Linked DNA regions of Homo sapiens: region 2 is linked to region 1. Evidence: chromatin loops called from intact Hi-C (ENCODE). Cell type or tissue: MCF 10A. All regions are shown on one strand. Links, peaks and the distances in the headings refer to the core of each region. The heading gives the core; the rest is flanking DNA.

Region 1 (8,340 bases), core at 201-8,200:
GTCCTGCCTCAGCCTCCCGAGTAGCTGGGATTATAGGCATGTGCCACCATGCCCAGCTAATTTTGTATTTTTAGTAGAGATGGGGTTTCTCCATGTTGGTCAGGCTGGTCTCGAACTCCTGACCTCACGTTATCCGCCTGCCTCGGCCTCCCAAAGAAAAAAGATACTTTTAAAAGGATCTTTGAGTACGAGAATGTGTCGTGTCCTTAAAAGTAGTGTTTACAAAAGATACAGCATTGTACAGTAGTCCCCCTTTACACTCAGTATGGCTTTCTGAGGTTTCAGTTACCCATGGTCAACTACGGTCTGAAAATACTACAATAAGATATTTTGAGAGAGAAAGAGACCACATTCACACAACTTTTATTACATACATTGTTATAATTGTTCTATTTTATTATTAATTATTATTGTTAGTCTCAACACTGTGCCTTAACTTTACTATAGGTGTCTATATATAGGAAAAAACATAGGGTATGGTACTACCTGTGGTTTCAGGCATCCTCCTGGAGTCTTGGAATGTATCCCCCGTGGAAAAGGGGGGACTATCGTACCATACTGATGACTTAATATTCTTAAGAGAATTGGTGACTATTGATAGCACAAAAGATCCCTTGTTTTTAATTTTTTGAGAATTTGAAAATGTATTTGAATTAACTGCCTGTCGTAGTGAATAATGGAACCATGAATGCATGCTTCATGTGTATGGAATAGTTGTTGATAGCCAGAGCTGGAAATGCCACCCAGTGTGAATAACAGTCACATTCACACTTCCCTGCCCCCTTGTTTAATGTTTCCCTCTTTGTAGTTTTCCTGGAATTTTTTAGTCAACCTCATGAATGATGTATAAAGTGCTGTGTGACCTTTCAAGATATTTTAATATTCATGTGAGGTATGCAACCTCCATTTGAGTAACCAGAGAGCTATCTCTAGTCATGTGATAGAAACCTGCCCTTGCTGCTTCCTTTCCAGACTTTGTCCCACTCCTGCTCCTCTCCCACATCACCGATGCACACGTGTGCAGAGAACTGCCACTCTTTGTTTGTGCCACCGATTTGAATGACATCTGGGGAGTGTGCCCTTTAAACACACACACATACCTAACATGTAACTTTTTTAAAAGCAGGAACCATTTAAATAAGCAAATACTAAGGAACTGATGCTTCTCTGAAAAGGCATCCTCTGGAATAAAAGCATCTTATGTTAGGAGGGCCTTAATCGATTATCTGTTTTAACCTTGTTTCCCTTGGAATACTTCTCCTATCAGGTGGTCACTGGCTCACAGGACAACCTATTCCATATTTGGAACATAACAGTTTTATTAGACCAGAGTTTAGCTCTCTGGTTTCTTCTCTCAGTCTCTGATTTTCAGTGAAATATTTCCTCAAATATTATGTCTTTTTTTTTTTTTTTTTTTTTTTTTTTGAGATGGAGCCTAACTCTGTGGCCCAAGCTGGAGTGCAATGGCGCTATCTCGGCTCACTGCAACCTCGGCCTCCCGGCTTCAGGCAATTCTCCTGTCTCAGCCTCCCGAGTAGCTGGGACTACAGGCGCACACTGCCACACCTGGTTAATTTTTTGTATTTTAGTAGAGACGGGGTTTCCCCGTGTTGCCCAGGCTGGTCTTGAACTCCTGAGCTCAGGCAATCCACCCACCTCGGCCTCCCAAACGTCTCCCCCTTTCTAGACAACTTGGTGTCTTAGAAAAAGATAACATAGCCAGGCGCTGTGGCTCATGCGTGTAAACCTCCGTGAGCCAATGAGCCTGTAAACCTCAATGAGCCATCACGCCCAGCTATGTCGTCTTTTTCTAGACACCAAGTCCTGCTTTGTTTGCATGAATGCCAGGTTTCTACCCAGAACTAAAATGTTAATGTCAGATTTACCTAACCAGATCAGAGGACCAAAAATAAGGTTATCTTTTAAAATGTAGATTCTAGACACTGTGGTTGTGTTGTTAGAGGGCACAGCACACAGCTGATTCCTATGGAGCTGGCTTAAGACCCTAGTTTTTTTTTTTTTTGAGGTAAGCCACAATTAAACCAGGTCCACCTACATTCTCCTTGGACCTTGTCTCTCTGAACTGCATGCAGAACTTCACATAACTTTCATCTGTATTTCCTCTCATTACTAGTTCTTCTACATCTTTTAGAATTCTTTTATGAGCAGTATTGTGTGCTGTGCTGGGGGTATAAAAATGAAAAAGACATAGCTCCTAAGTAATCCTCAGGGAGACGTTGCTCCCACAGTTACCCCAGCACATGTGTGCTAAGGGTTTCTCTTTTGCACCTGTAACAGAGCACAGGACACAGAAAGAACTACCCAGGGTGGCAGCTGGAGCAAGCTGAGTTTCCTATTTTTTGTTATTAACAATGGCTAATATTTATCGAGTGCTTACTCAGTGCCAGCCATCATGGTAAAAACGTTAGATAGATGTTTTCTTTTGGTATATCCCAGTTGTTTTAAAGCTTCCTTTTTATTTGTAAGTTTCCAGAGTTTTATGCCCTTCATAGCTTTGAGAAATATGCCTTCTATGATCCATATAGGGCATTCCTTAAATTGTGGAACAAAATAAATTAAAAGGCCTGCCCCAAAATTGACATCTAAGGTGACATTGCTCCCTTTATATGGTTTATCAAGATGATTTTCAGCCCCAAGGAGGTGAAAAACTGCTGAATTGTATTCTTTAAATAATTTTTTCTTCTGCTTTTTTCACTTAAGAGAAATCTCTTGAAACTCATTTAACAGTTGTATACGGGAAGAATAACCCCTATAGGTTCTTATTGGAATGACCCCTTATTTTCAGATTAACCAAAAAAAAAAAAAAAAAACAAGTTTATTAGCATGTATATTTCACATATACAGGGGTGATACAGTCAATGAGTAGTTCTCAAAGAGGCGACTGCATTCTACCTTCTATAGCATCTTCAACAAAGAACAGTTAATTTTTACAGAAATGACAAGACAAAGGAAAAGGACTTGGAGTCTCTAGAGGCAGCAACTTGGAGGAAGGCACATAGCTGGCAGATGAAGGCTAGTCAGTAAAGCTAGTTAATGTAGAGCTGTCTGGTACCAGTCTCCAGGCCCAAAAGGGTCTGAAGTTGTCTTTGGTGGTTAACCTTTGTTCTCCCTGGTTGGGGAAGGGGGCTGGATACCTTTTTTCTTTGTACATCTGTATCCTGCCTTTAGGCGCCTAAAGGGAGGTCAGAGAGCTTTCCTGTATCTGCTGCTTCTTAGTTGCCCTCAGCTCAACAGTCCTGCACATTCTGCTCTCCTACAGCTGCATCAAATGTATTTAGCATTAATTTATTCTTTATCTTTATTGGCTATGTAGGCAATGTTTTTCCTATTATAGTGTAAATTCTACTATGATGAGTATTTTTATATGTAAAGCTTTCTCTGAATTTAGGATTTTTTTAAGCCTAGATCTCAGGACATTGAAAGACTATGGAAAAATAGAATACAGTTTTAACATTCTTGACATAGTTGACAATTGACACTTGCTTTCCAGTGATGTTTACTAGTACAGTTTTCAATAACTGTTTACTGCATATATTTTATTTGGAAAATAGTGTTGTTGTTTTTTTCCTTTCTGGTAATTTCTTTCTATACTTTGCATCTCTTATTTTTATTGAGCATGGACTTGAGAGACTTTAAGAAGTTTTGTAGGGAAAATACACACCGAGAAAATAAAAACTCTAGGAAAAGTTCACAATGTTTTAAAAATAGTTTTGTACATAAAGCTATGATTTTTGCATGGGAACTCATTTAAATTAAAGTTACCAAGGGAATTCCATATGTAAACTTTTCCTTGAACTATGAACTTCTGAGACTTCAGAAAGATTTTGACTGTGTAGGTTATTCTGTGTTGCGCTATGGGGTCCGCCTTTGTGTTGCTGAGCTGGAGAGCGTGCCTCTGCTGCCGCGCTGTGTCAGTAGTGGGGATTGCACTTTTGTTTCCAGCTACAGGCCAAATTTGAGCACCTTAAGAGACTTCACCAAGAAGAGAGAATGAAGCTTGAAGAAAAGAGAAGACTTTTGGAAGAAGAAATAATTGCTTTCTCTAAAAAGAAAGCTACCTCCGAGATATTTCACAGCCAGTCCTTTCTGGCAACAGGCAGCAACCTGAGGAAGGACAAGGACCGTAAGAAGTAAGAGGCCCAGCCACCCTCCCTGGCAGCCCTGCCCACACTTGTCACATTGCCCTGTCGGATCTTCCTAGCGCTTCTTACTTCTGCTTCCTTATGCTTTGTCTTCCTTCTCCAACTAAATGTCAGCTCCTGGAGAGGAGAGACCTTGTCCCTCTTGTTCACTGCTGTTTCCCCAGCATCCAGAACAGCACCTGGCACATGTTATGTGTTCAGTATTTGCCAAAATGAATGAATGAACAAAATAAAAATACATCACAGTGTGAAAAGGATCAGTTAGCTGGGGGAAAATGGCTGCTCTTATTGAATAGCCCAGCCGTGGCCCTAGTACACAGCTAATGGCTGCTGACCTACCATGAGTTATTTTGAATTTCATGTCTAAATAAAGCTGTGCCCTTTGTTGGGGAATTATAGACATAAGATAGTATTTTATTGAATTAATTCTTAGGTTCAGTTTTTTAGAACAAATTCTACTGATACTGATTTTGTGAGAATTTTTATTTTAATAAGGGAACCAGGCTGTCGATTCGAACTCCTGTGCATTGATGTCAGAGCTTGTGAAACCAATGGTGGACGTAAAGACGCAGAGAAAGGTAGAGAGGGCCACAGTGCAAGGGGGCAGCCATGAGTAGCATGTGGATGATAATCGCAAGGCGTGTAGGTTTGGGGTATGTGTTAAAATCAGTTACCCAAGTTTTAGAAAATAAGTTTATTTTTCCTTTTTGATAATTTCCTTCTGTACTTTGTGTCCCTTGTTTTATTTCTCCCACTTAAGTATCCCTGTCGGTTTAACTATTTGGCTCTTGAGGAAATTCATCATGCCTTGTTCTATTCAGAATGCTCATTTGGGGGACTCTGCCTCAGTTTACTCTAGCTACCTCTGTGCTAGCAGCGTTGCATGCTCCCATGTTCCCCACAGAGCAACACATCTGGTTTAATGCTCTCACTGCATCTATTTCAGACCCATTTTCAGAATATTGCAACTCAACTTTAAAATAGGAAAACATAACCTTGGCCCATTGGTGGCTTTCAATTTTTAAATATGGAGAAGTAAACCACAGGACTTTGGCAGATTTTATTGGCTTATATATTTTACAGGTATTTTTGTTTGTTTGTTTGTTTTTTTGGAAAAGAGGAAGGAATTCTCATGTATGATCTTTCAATGCAAGCTCTCCAAGGGCATGGATCTTTATCTTGTTCATTGATATAGCCATCCCCAGAGCCTAGAGCAGTTGTCTGGTACATAGTAGGCATGCAATTATTTTTGAAAGAATAAATAGTATAAAAGCTGTATTTTATTCAAGCATTGAATTTAGAAAGATAAACTATAAATTTATTACTGCTTTTCAACATGCTTTGGATTTTAAAGCTAATGGATCTTTTATTAATACCTTTTTTCCTTTCATCTTAACCCAGTGTTACTAAAATTAGATTTCCCATTTTTTCCCCTATATGAAAGATAATTTACATTTACCTTGTAAAAATTATCACCCTGCTCCACTTGAGAACCCTGCTGTTGTTTGCAAAATCAGGACCAAGCCCATATTTTTTGAGAGCTCTCTAGAAGAATTTATCTTCAAGAAAATATGGTTTGGTGTTTTTGGTTTTTTCTTTTCTTTTTCAAAGTCCCATGGCCAGATATCCTATAATATACTAGATGCATGTTTGCTAATTTTTACTTGAATTTTTTTTAAATTGTACCAATCAAAAGGTTCTTTTTCTTTCCAGCTCCAATTTTTTGTAAAACAGAAGTTCCAGAGCACAGAAGGTCATCATCACAAGCAAACTTTATTAAAAAAAAACTAGAAGTGTGCTTTGATTTTGCTGTTATTTGTTTTATCACTTCTATATTTGGTGAACAGCCACAGTTACTGATATTTATGGAAAAGTACTTTCAAGTACAAGGTCAATACATAAGCCAGAGTGAATGATACTACAAGTTGAGCATCTCTAATTCAAAAATCTGAAATCCAGAAGCTTCAAAATCTGAATCTTTTTGAGCACTGACTTGACCCCACAAGTGGAAAATTCCCCACCCGACACCTTTGCTTTCTGATGGTTCAGTTTAAACAGATTTTGTTTCTTGCACAAAATTTTTGTATAAATTACTTTCAGGCTATATGTATAAGGTGGATGTGAAACATGAATTATGTAATTAGAGTCGGGTCCCGTTGTGTATATGCAGATATTCCAAACCTGAAATCCAAAACACTTCTGGTCCCTAGCATTTTGGATAAGGGATACTCAGCTTGTACCTATATATTCATATATATTCACTGTTGTTAGAAATGTTTAAGTTGCTGTTCTGTGATGAATCTAAATCTTTTCTCTTGCTACCAAGCTATTGTCACTGCAGTGCATTATACCAAAGAGCGAAGTCAGTGCCACTGAAAATACAGAACCCATTAATATCGTGGCTATCTGATTACATTTATATTCCAAGATGAACCTTTTTTATATATGCTAAAAATTTTGGGGAATATGTTTTGGGATGTATTATGGAGCTAAAACTCTAACCTCTTAATAGTTTTATAGAACTTAAAAATTTTTTATACAATTACCCAATTGGTGATATGATCTTAAGCTTTTGTGTCAGATTATTTAATATGATGACTTCATGCTTTATTATGCCTTATTATGGCTGACGTATTACTGTGGTGAAACAAAATATCTTTAAAAGTTAAAACATCCAGATATATAAGCTATTTTTTCCTAAGGATAAAGTACCTTTGAGCATGAGTGTATCACAGCTTTCATTAGGAAAACTTTTCATTACATACTTGTTTAAACTCTGTCTTCCAGGGTAAAAATAATAAGGTTGAATCATTTTATTAAAAATACTTTTTAAGAAAATAACTATGAACATCTGAATATTAAAGATATAAAAATGCACATAATTCATATTTCAGGTGGTATTTGCATTCAGTGCCTTACTGGTATTCTCAGAACATTTTAATGATTTCTAACATTTCTTAACAGTCATAGATATATACATTTTCATTTTTTGTACTTGAATATTCTAAATAAAACTGACATTTACTCTTGACAAATAAAACATATATTTACTAAAATGTGTTTAATTTTCCTTTCTGAAAACTCTCATTTTAAAAACGTTCATTTAATTATGTATTTGAATTATTTTGGAGATGAGGTATTTTATGAGTATTTTCAGACAATGAAACTTATTAGTCTGTGTCAGATTCTGAGCAATCATAGAGTCATCTAAGTTGTAAATAAAACCTTGCATAGCACAATTTATCTGTATACTTTAAATTTTATTTTTGCATTTGAAATTCACAGATGTCTCTCAGTCTTTTAAAACTTCAGTAAATTAAATTATACATGTCATAGAACAAGCTCAGAAGTTTCTTCGCAAGATCAGTGACACCCAGGTTCTGGTAGGCAGGGAGTCCTGGAGGGTAGGTGACCTGAGGTACAGAGCCAGGCCAGCATCACGGTACTTAGTGCCAGCTGAGCAGACTGTTCACAGATGGGCTCGATGACACTGCGGGAGTGTTTGTTACATATGTGGCTATATTTGACCATACTGTTTATAAAGCAGCTCTCCTTAACTCTGAAGAACGTACTTTGAAGTGTGAGATAGGTTGTTGGAATGGTAAACAGTTATTCAAGTTTCTGGTTGAAAAGAACGTAATAAACCTGCCTGAGACTCTCTAGACTTAACAGCAGGGCGGTCGTTTTGTACTGCTGATGACTGCTGTGAGAAAGCCTCACTCCTGCTTCAGCCGCAATGTGAATTTTTAATTCATTTCATATATTTGGGTTCCATGTAAGATTTTATTTTAAAAGAGTTGAACAACAAAGAAAAAATTTTTTAATGACTTCTTCTTACAAAGCTAATTTATCATCAGGCACAAGATTAGAAAATGAATTATCCACTGAGGCATAATCTCCTGGGAATAAAATAAAGCTAGTCATGTTTTGTTAAAAATTTTTCCCATTAAGCTTATGAAACAGTTGTCTCTAACTAACAGCCGTTAATCCTGGTACGTACTCCCTCCGACTTTTAAAGCCCTTTCACATAGACTAGGATTTGAACTTCAAAGCAACACAAGGAAAAAGCATTACAGGGATTATTATCACTATATTGTGGATGAACTCAGTGTAAGCCCCGTGTTCCTATTGGGCCAGGAAATGGGGACACACACATGACTCAGGTCATCCATGCATC
Region 2 (8,340 bases), core at 104-8,103, 120 kb before region 1:
AGGCAGAAAAAAGTAAGAGAATCCACATAACCATAGTTTACATCACTTTAAATCTTGACAGCTCCAGATGCTGAAAATGAACCCGGGTCCTGCAATTGCAGGCTTCATTTCTCCTCTCAAAGGCACAGTCTGTATGATGTGTTCAACAGGAACATCTCTTGGGCTCTCGCCCCCTGACTTGTTATTCACAAGCACCGTGGTGTTTGAAATCATCCATTTCTGCAGATCTATGGCCAGCCTTCCCATTCCAAAGGCTCACTGCAATTGCTCCTCAGCCCTCTTCAGACTGGATTTCTGGCTTCTTCTTTCCCTCTGACCCTGAATTCAGAAGAGCTTCTTCTGAGGTCCTCTTGCTGCTTCAGCTTCTCCTTCTGCTTGAGGAGTGCTTTAAAATGCTCTTTATTCTGCAGGTGCTGCTGCTTCTTGGCCTTCTGCACCCTCTGACTGCACACTGTACTCAGAGCATCCAGCAGTGCAAGGATCTGACAGGGACAAAACCTGGCGAGCATCAGAATACTCTCACAGACACCGCACACTCCCATCCAGGCATGTCAGCTGATGGAATCCAAGATAGAGGCAATCCAGGATCCAAATGAATGTTAACGCCTTGAAAATGCATCCCGAGCTAGGAAATCATTGTTGGCATGGAGATACAGGTGTGAGCACATTTACCTTTACCGCAAAACCACCTCTGTTCATCATTCTATGGGCTCTGTGTGCCACTAACCAGGAGGAAGGGCTCCCCAGCCATGCCTATGACTCCACATTAAAATGCACAGGGCAGAACACGGCCAAGCAAAGGACTGGAAATAGACTCCAGCCCTGCCTCTAACCTATAGTTCTAGTGCCGTGAATAACTCTGGTCTCATCCCCTCCTGATCAAAACTGAGTTACAGTAGAAATGCAAAGTGTGCTGCCAAGAGTGTTATTTTCCTCTCTAAATGGCAGTCAATTGGCCACAGGACCTTCCTTTCATGAGGCTTGCTTATGATGGTTGGTCTCTGCCTGTCCTTCAGCACCTTGCCTGCGTTTGCTTGGGTCTTGGGCTTGTTCTTAAATGGCAAGGCTTTCTGCAAGGCTTTTGGAATGTGCAGTGAATTAAAATGTTTCTTATGCCTCAGGATTGGCTGAAAAGTAAAATAAAACAAAAACTGGGATATATTTAGATTATGATCTATGTGTATTTGAAACCCACAAAACCTTCTCACTGGATTGACTTTTCCATAAGATCAGTAACACTAGAGTCAGCTGACTCTCAGAAATCAGGACTCAGTCATCCATCAAATATGGACTGCCTCAGTGGACACCCACAATTCTAGGCAGAGGAACAAATACAAATAGCTTATACTTGCAACTCTTCCAGAAAACCAACCGTGCCCATTTCTATGGTATAAAACTATGAGGTCTCAACACAGCAGATGCATAGATCCAGTTTCCTCTCATGTTAAATTCAGACCTTGTCTTTGGGCCACTGAGGTGATTATTTTTTTCAGCCTAATGAGTATAATAATCTAGCTTTTCATCTTGACTGTCAACCTCTCTGGATTTAAGGACATAGTTTTTCCTCCAATTAGCAGCCAACATGTCTTCATCTCTGGTTCTAATTAAGAGCTTTAACTTTATTCTGTTTCTGATAGGAGCCTGGCTTTAAAAAGTGAGATTTGAACAACAGACAAGGGCAAACACTGTACATTGAATTTTCAGGTTAATTTAAGTTTTATGTTTCATGAATTAAGATAATCAAAATTCTTAACTGCCTCAGAAACGTTGTTAGTAAGTTGAAAGTTGTGCTCTAGTCTTTTTACCAACGTCAACTATACAGATAATATTTCTCCTATGCCCTTAAATTTATCATTAAGGACATAATTCACAATAATATTCCATATTATCTGTTTAGGAACACATATTGCTTCAGAATTAAAGAATTCAGAGAAATCTCCTTCTCACAAAAAAAGTGGCACCACACGCTGGACAATGGGCACCACATCCTAAGTATGTTTTAATACAAATTCATGTAAGGTGCTCCAAAATTTCATTAACTATTTTATAGAAAAAGCAATGCCTGTGAGACTTCTGTTTCTAGCAGAAATAGATGTATTTATTTTGCAGTAATTTTTTTTTTTTTTTTAGTTTTTTGTTTTGTTTTGTTTTGTGACAGAATCTGTCTCTTTTGCCAGGCTGGAGTGCAATGGCATGATCTTGGCTCACTGCAACCTCCGCTTCCCAGGTTCAAGCAATTCTCCTGCCTCAGCCTCCTGAGTAGCTGGGATTACAGGCACCCACCACCACACCCAGCTAATTTTGTATTTTTAGTAGAGACAGGGTTTCTCCATGTTGGCCAGGCTGGTCTTGAACTCCTGACTTCAGGTGATCTGCCTTCCTCGGCCTTCCAAAGTGCTGGGATAGCAGGCATGAGCCACTGCACCCGGCCTTTCTTAGGTTCTTACTATTTATTTATGACAAATATTTGACATCCATGATTCTCTCCAGTCAAAAGTTCTTTAATACAATCTGTTGGCATTGGCCAATTGGAAAATGGAGTCATGTGACTCACCCATCCTGCGAATGGCCCCGCAGGTAGCATACATTTTAAACTGGCTGTTAAACCTGCCTGCGATCAGGCCAGTTGCGGTGGCTCATGCCTGCTATCCCAGCACTTTGGAAAGCTGAGGCGGGCAGATCACCTGAGGTCAGGAGTTCGAGACAAGCCTGACCAACATGGAGAAACCCTGTCTCTACTAAAAATACAAAATTAGCTGGGCGTCATGGCATGTGCCTGTAATCCCAGCTACTTGGGAGGTTGAGGCAGGAGAATCACTTGAACCCAGAGGTGGAGGTTGTGGTGAGCCAAGATCCCACCATTCCCCTCCAGCCTGGGCAACGAGAGCGAAACTGTTTCAAAAAAAAAAAAAAAAAACCTGCTTGCGACATTATCAACCTTGGTCCCATTCTTCTGGATGGATTCGTGGTCCTTGGCATCAATGATGCAGTTGCTATCGGACCATTTCCACGGCACGTACAGGTCCACGAACTCACCAGCATCATTCTGCATCTCAAAGCCGCACCTGCTGCCACCACATCACGCACAAGCAAAGAAAGACATTTTCTGATAATTATTGCATTTGCAATTTCAATTTGTTCCCAAGCTGGTAGTATGTATGTATGCTGTACTTCCATAAAGGTTTTTTGATAATAAGGTTAAAATTAAAATTTAAAAGTAGAATTGTGATATCTCATTTTGGTATAATTATTTTTTTCTATGTGTAGGTATGCATTGAGTTTTTTTGTTGTTGTCATTTTGTTTTTGATTTTGGTTTTGGTTTTTTTTTTTAGACAGAATTTTGCTCTTGTTGCCCAGTCTGGAGTGGAATAGCGTGATCTTGGCTTACTAAAACCTCTACCTCCCAGGTTCAAGCAGTTCTCCTGCCTCAGCCTCCCAAGTAGCTGAGATTACAGTTGTCTGCCACCACACCCAGCTAATTTTTGTGTTTTTAGTAGAGGTAGGGTTTCACCATGTTAGCCAGGCTGGTCTTGAACTCCTGACCTAAGGTGGTCCACCTGCCTTGGCCTTCCAAAGTGCTGGGATTACAGGTGTGAGCCACCGTGCCCGGCCCACATTGAGATATTTTTATTTTTATTTATTTATTTACTTATTTTAATAATAATTAAAATTCTTTCACCCAGGGTGGAGTGCAATGGTGTGGTCTGTGTTCCCTGCAACCTCCTCCTCCCACATTCAAGTGATTCTCCCACCTCAGCCTCCTGAATAGCTGGGATTACAGGTGCCGGCCACAATGCCAGACTAATTTTTTTATTTTTAGTAGAGATGGGGTTTCACTATGTTGGCCAGGCTGGTCTCGCACTCCTGACCTCATGATCCGCCCGCCTCGGCCTCCCAAAATGCTGGGATTACAGGTGTGAGTCACTGTGCCTGGCCAAGAGATTTTTATAAGAATCTTTGCTAAATATTCATAAAGGTTATTTCTGGCTGGTAACATTTAAGGTGAGTTTAAATTCATATTGTTGTTTGAATTTCTATAACGTATGCATCTTTACGGAAATCGAGTGATGGCATTTTGCTGCAAAGTAAAAAGACCTTTTTCAATGGGAAGGATGGGTGAAAACCAAGAGGTAGTAGAAGAGGAGTAAATGTAATTAGGGCTGCTGAGCAACAGAATAGAGCAGTCTGCTTTACATAGGAGTGATCCACTGGCTTTGGAAGTATCCCAGAAGAAGAGAATGAAGGGCTGTCTCTGCAGAGATTTCACCCTGTGCCTCCAGCCCTGAGTCCATGTGTCTGAAGCCATGACTGTGCTGTAGTTGGCTACTGTCCAGCGACATTTGGGAGGCACTGGTCTCATTAGAGCTTTTCACTCAAAGCCAACTGGAGGAGGGGTTATTTCGGGAAATGACTCCTAGACACGTCTGTTCTCTTTGCTGGCGTGTGGATTCTTGTTAGCCTCAAACACAGAGGCTGTTCCCTTTAATTTAGGTGTTCTATCAACCTTCCCACCTTTTGCCTCAAGTGTTCCTGGCCTTAATTTAGACTAAATTCACTTCTGTTTATATGGTTCTTCTGCAATTTCTGCAGACATTCCAGCTATAATTCCATTTTATCTTCCTAATATAGTTGTGAGTTTCAGCATTGCCATGAGCTCTGTATATGATCAGTAAGGGAATTTAAAATGATGATCTCCTTTTCAGTTATTTAGCAAACTGTGAGACACTTGCTCTATGCAAGAGCACAACTCAACATTGGGTATACACTAGAAAGAAGCCAACAGGAGTAGGAATTTTTATCTGTTTTATTGATCTACTTCCAGCACCCAGGACAAGAAGCAGGGCACAGTAGGTACTCCACAGTGGATTGCTGAAATGAATGCACAAATGAATGAAACACCTTCCTTGCCTTCAAATATCCCCAGCTAATGGAGGAGATAGACATGCTCTTAAATAGAGATATACAAGGTACAGAGTATGTGCAAAGTGCTGTGAGAGCCCACAAGAGGGAGGAAAAAGGTCTTTGAGGATGAAGGAGGTTTTAAGCTGAGCTCTAATGAATGAATATGAATAGGATTTTGATAGAATGAGAAATCAATGGGAGCATTTCAGGTAGAGGGAGTAGCACAAAGTACCTTCAGGGAAAGCTAGTTGTCCAAGTGTGGGAGAGGGAAGGACACTAGGTGGAGTCAAGGCCAAGGAGAGATTGTGAAGGTTAAATTGAATGATGTTCCAAGCAACTCAGGTGTGGTCCATAGATGGCAGGTGGAAGCAATGGAAGTCTTTTGATCAGCTGAGTGTTAATATCTACTTTGGAAGTGGAGCACTGTGGCAGTACAGATGCTCTGCTTGAGAAGAACCACATTGGAGGCCAGGGGATCATTAGGAAGCCATGGCAATCGCACAAGGGAGAAGGCGGTGGGAATAGAAAAGAGGACAACTTTGAAAACTGCTTTAGTTCACATCCTCTGAGAAGCAGATACCAATGAGGAGTTAGGTTTATTTGCAAGAGATTCACTGAGGGAAACACCTATGAAATATAGAGGGTGAGGCCGGGCATGGTGGCTAATGCCTATAATCCCAGCACTTTGGGCAGCTGAGGTAGGCAGATCACCTGAGGTCAGGAGTTCAAGACCAGCATAGCCAACATGATGAAACCCTAAAAATACAAGAATTAGCCAGGCATGGTGGCTAAAAACACAAAAATATAAAATTTAGCCAGGCATGGTGGCTAAAAATACAAAATACAAAATCTACTACTAAATATACAAAATTATAAAATACAAAAATTCCTAAAAATACAAAAATTAGCCAGGCATGGTGGCGGGTGCCTGTAGTCCCAGCTACTTGGGAGGCTGAGGCAGGAGAATCCTTTGAACCTGGGAGGCAGAGGTTGTAGTGAGCCAAGATCGCGCCACTGCACTCCAGCCTGGGTGACAAGAGTGAAACTCTGTTTTTTAAAAAAAGAAAGAAAGAAATATACAGGGTGAACCAGAGAAGGTGGGAAGATCTTTCAGACTGCAATGCAGGTCTGACCTTGGTGAAGGAGAGAAAAGGAAGGAGGACAAAGGAAAGTCTCAGACTCAATACAGACCTAAGAAAGTTCTGCCAGGCGATGGGGAGTCCTTGAGCCAAAGTCTCCCTCGGAAAGACTCCTGCATGTGGCAGAAATGGGTGTTTGTGCTCAGTCATGGTCTGGAAAGGGTGGTCTGCAAGCAGATACAGAGACGGACCCTGAAGGGCAGTAGCTGGGGCCTTCAACCAATTATGATCCCTGCAGCAGGAGGCATGAAATGTGCATCTTTATGGCCACCACCAAAAACTTACTGGAAGATGGATCTAGGGAAGAGGGAGAAGTCAAGCTTACTCAAAGGTTTGTAGCTGGGCATCTGGGTGGGTGATAATACTATTACCAGAGGAAGAAATAGAGTAGGAGGAGCAGGCTTTACTGGGGACATTAATGAGTTAGACTTTGAACAGGTTTACCTGTAGGGCATCCAAGGGATATATCCTGAAGACAGCTGAAAGTCAAGGATAAATGCAGCAGACTTCCAGCTACTCACTGTGCCCCATGTCTTGCACTTTCTAGGCTCACCCTTATCTACCTTTTCCAGTATTCCTTGCAGGTAGGTATGACCATATGACTGATCTCCACAGTGGAATATAAGCAAAAGTTTGTGACACTCCCATTCCTGGCCCATAGAACCTTCTACTTGGCCAGGCACGGTGACTCATGCCTATAATCCCAGCACTTTGGGAGGCCAAGGCAAGCAGATCACGAGGTCAGGAGTTCGAGAGCAGCCTGGCCAACATGGTGAAACCCTGTCTCTACTAAAGATCCAAAAAATTAGCCAGGCATGGTGGCAAGCGCCTGTAATCCCAGCTACTCGGGAGGCTGAGGCAGGAGAATCGCTTGAACCCAGGAGGTGGAGGTTGCAGTGAGCTGAGATCGTGCCATTGCACTCCAGCCTGAGCAACAGGGTGAAACTCCGTCTCAGAAAAAAAAAAAAAAAAGCCCTTCTACTAATGCTCCCTCATGCCCCTTCACCTTCCGTTAGTCTGCATTGACAGGGCAAACAGGAAGCTTCATGTTGAAGGTGGCAGAGCTTCCATAAACCTGGGTCCCTAAGTGACTGCATGGAAGAGAGTCCCTCTGCCCATAGCCTTGGGCTTTTTAGCTGAGCAGGAAATACATTGCCTTTGTGTTCAGGCCATTATCTATTTTATCATATATCTGTTTTAGCAGATAAGCCAACCCTAACTAACCTAAGGATGCCTAATTAGTACATTGAGGTCTGAAACAGAGGTCAAGCTAGAGCTGTAGCTATAGGAGTAGAGATAATTCAGGAGAAAGCACAAAATGAGAGAAGAGTGCTTAAGACAGACACTCAGCTAGCACCTTCTCTACACCCAAGGGCCAGATGGATCACCAGGAGCTGGGGAAGGAAACTGACACCTTAACCCAGACTGTTAGGAGGAGTTGAAGTTATTATCACTGTTTTTCAGAAAATTAAAATGAGGTTCCAAGAGATTTGGCTAAGGTCATGTGGTGGCAGAACCAGCACTCTGCGGCTCAGGCTCCTGGCAGCCGTCAGCCCCTCCCTGGGCCACACCAGGCCAACTGGCTACTCATCCAGCAGTCCCCCATCTGCCTCCTGGCATGGGGACTACTTGATGCCTCCCTGTAGGCTCAGCTTTTCCTCCCTTTGTTTTTCTGGTGTTACTGGTGGAGGGTCTTGACTATGAGTCATCCAGGTTCTTGGTGTTTTGAGCAAATTGGACAAAACACACAATGCAATGAAAGAATGAAGCAATAAAAGCAGAGATTTATTGAAAGGAAAGTACACTCCACAGAGTGGGATCAGGATGCAGCAAGTGGCTCAAGAGAACTGGTTACAGAGTTTTCTGGGGTGTAAACACCCTCTAGACATGTCCCATTGGTTACTTGGTTACACCCTATGTAAATGAAGACTTGGCCTACAATCAGCCTGATTGGTTGCAGGAGGTGACCAATCAGAGGCTGAAGTGAAGTACAAAGTTATACATGAAGACTTGGCCCAACTAGTCTGATTGGTTGCAGGAAGGGAAAAATCAGAGGAACGTTCCATTTTTCATTTGTGACACAGTACAAAGGGAGTAGCTTCTGATCCTTTCCCTAATTGGGTGTGGAGAAGTGGGGTTTTCCTTTTGATTCATTTCTAGGAAATAAGCACAAATTGGCCTTAGTTCTTTGCCTCCAGGCCTTATTCTCCTGCCTCACTGGGACTGACCCCAGCCTGAGACAACAGCTCAGCACCTGCTGCTCAGCATGGGCCCCTATCTTGTGCCCCAACTTTGCTA

Evidence for each region. Peaks named below come from ENCODE experiments on the same cell type or tissue, not always from the same donor. Only the 100,000 strongest peaks of a DNase experiment are listed, where the experiment ranks them.
Region 2: it touches region 1 in a loop (4-fold over the local background); 10 of 110 quality-filtered maps call a loop at or near these places.

What each region holds. Positions count from the first base shown.
Region 1 is chr2:109,541,861-109,550,200 of GRCh38, reverse strand. SEPTIN10 (septin 10) reads left to right here. Exons shown (of 11, transcript NM_144710.5): 10 at 3,964-4,151; 11 at 5,877-7,402. The coding sequence ends at 5,892. It also overlaps a transcript of RANBP2 not described here. Among named protein-coding and RNA genes, the nearest start is that of SEPTIN10, 68 kb to the left of the region's middle. In MCF 10A, for the core only: a CTCF peak has its summit at 3,935; a DNase peak (open chromatin) is centred at 3,910.
Region 2 is chr2:109,659,921-109,668,260 of GRCh38, reverse strand. It overlaps a transcript of RANBP2 not described here and the pseudogene BMS1P19. Among named protein-coding and RNA genes, the nearest start is that of SOWAHC, 50 kb to the right of the region's middle. In MCF 10A, for the core only: no CTCF peak of the experiment used is centred there; a DNase peak (open chromatin) is centred at 4,360.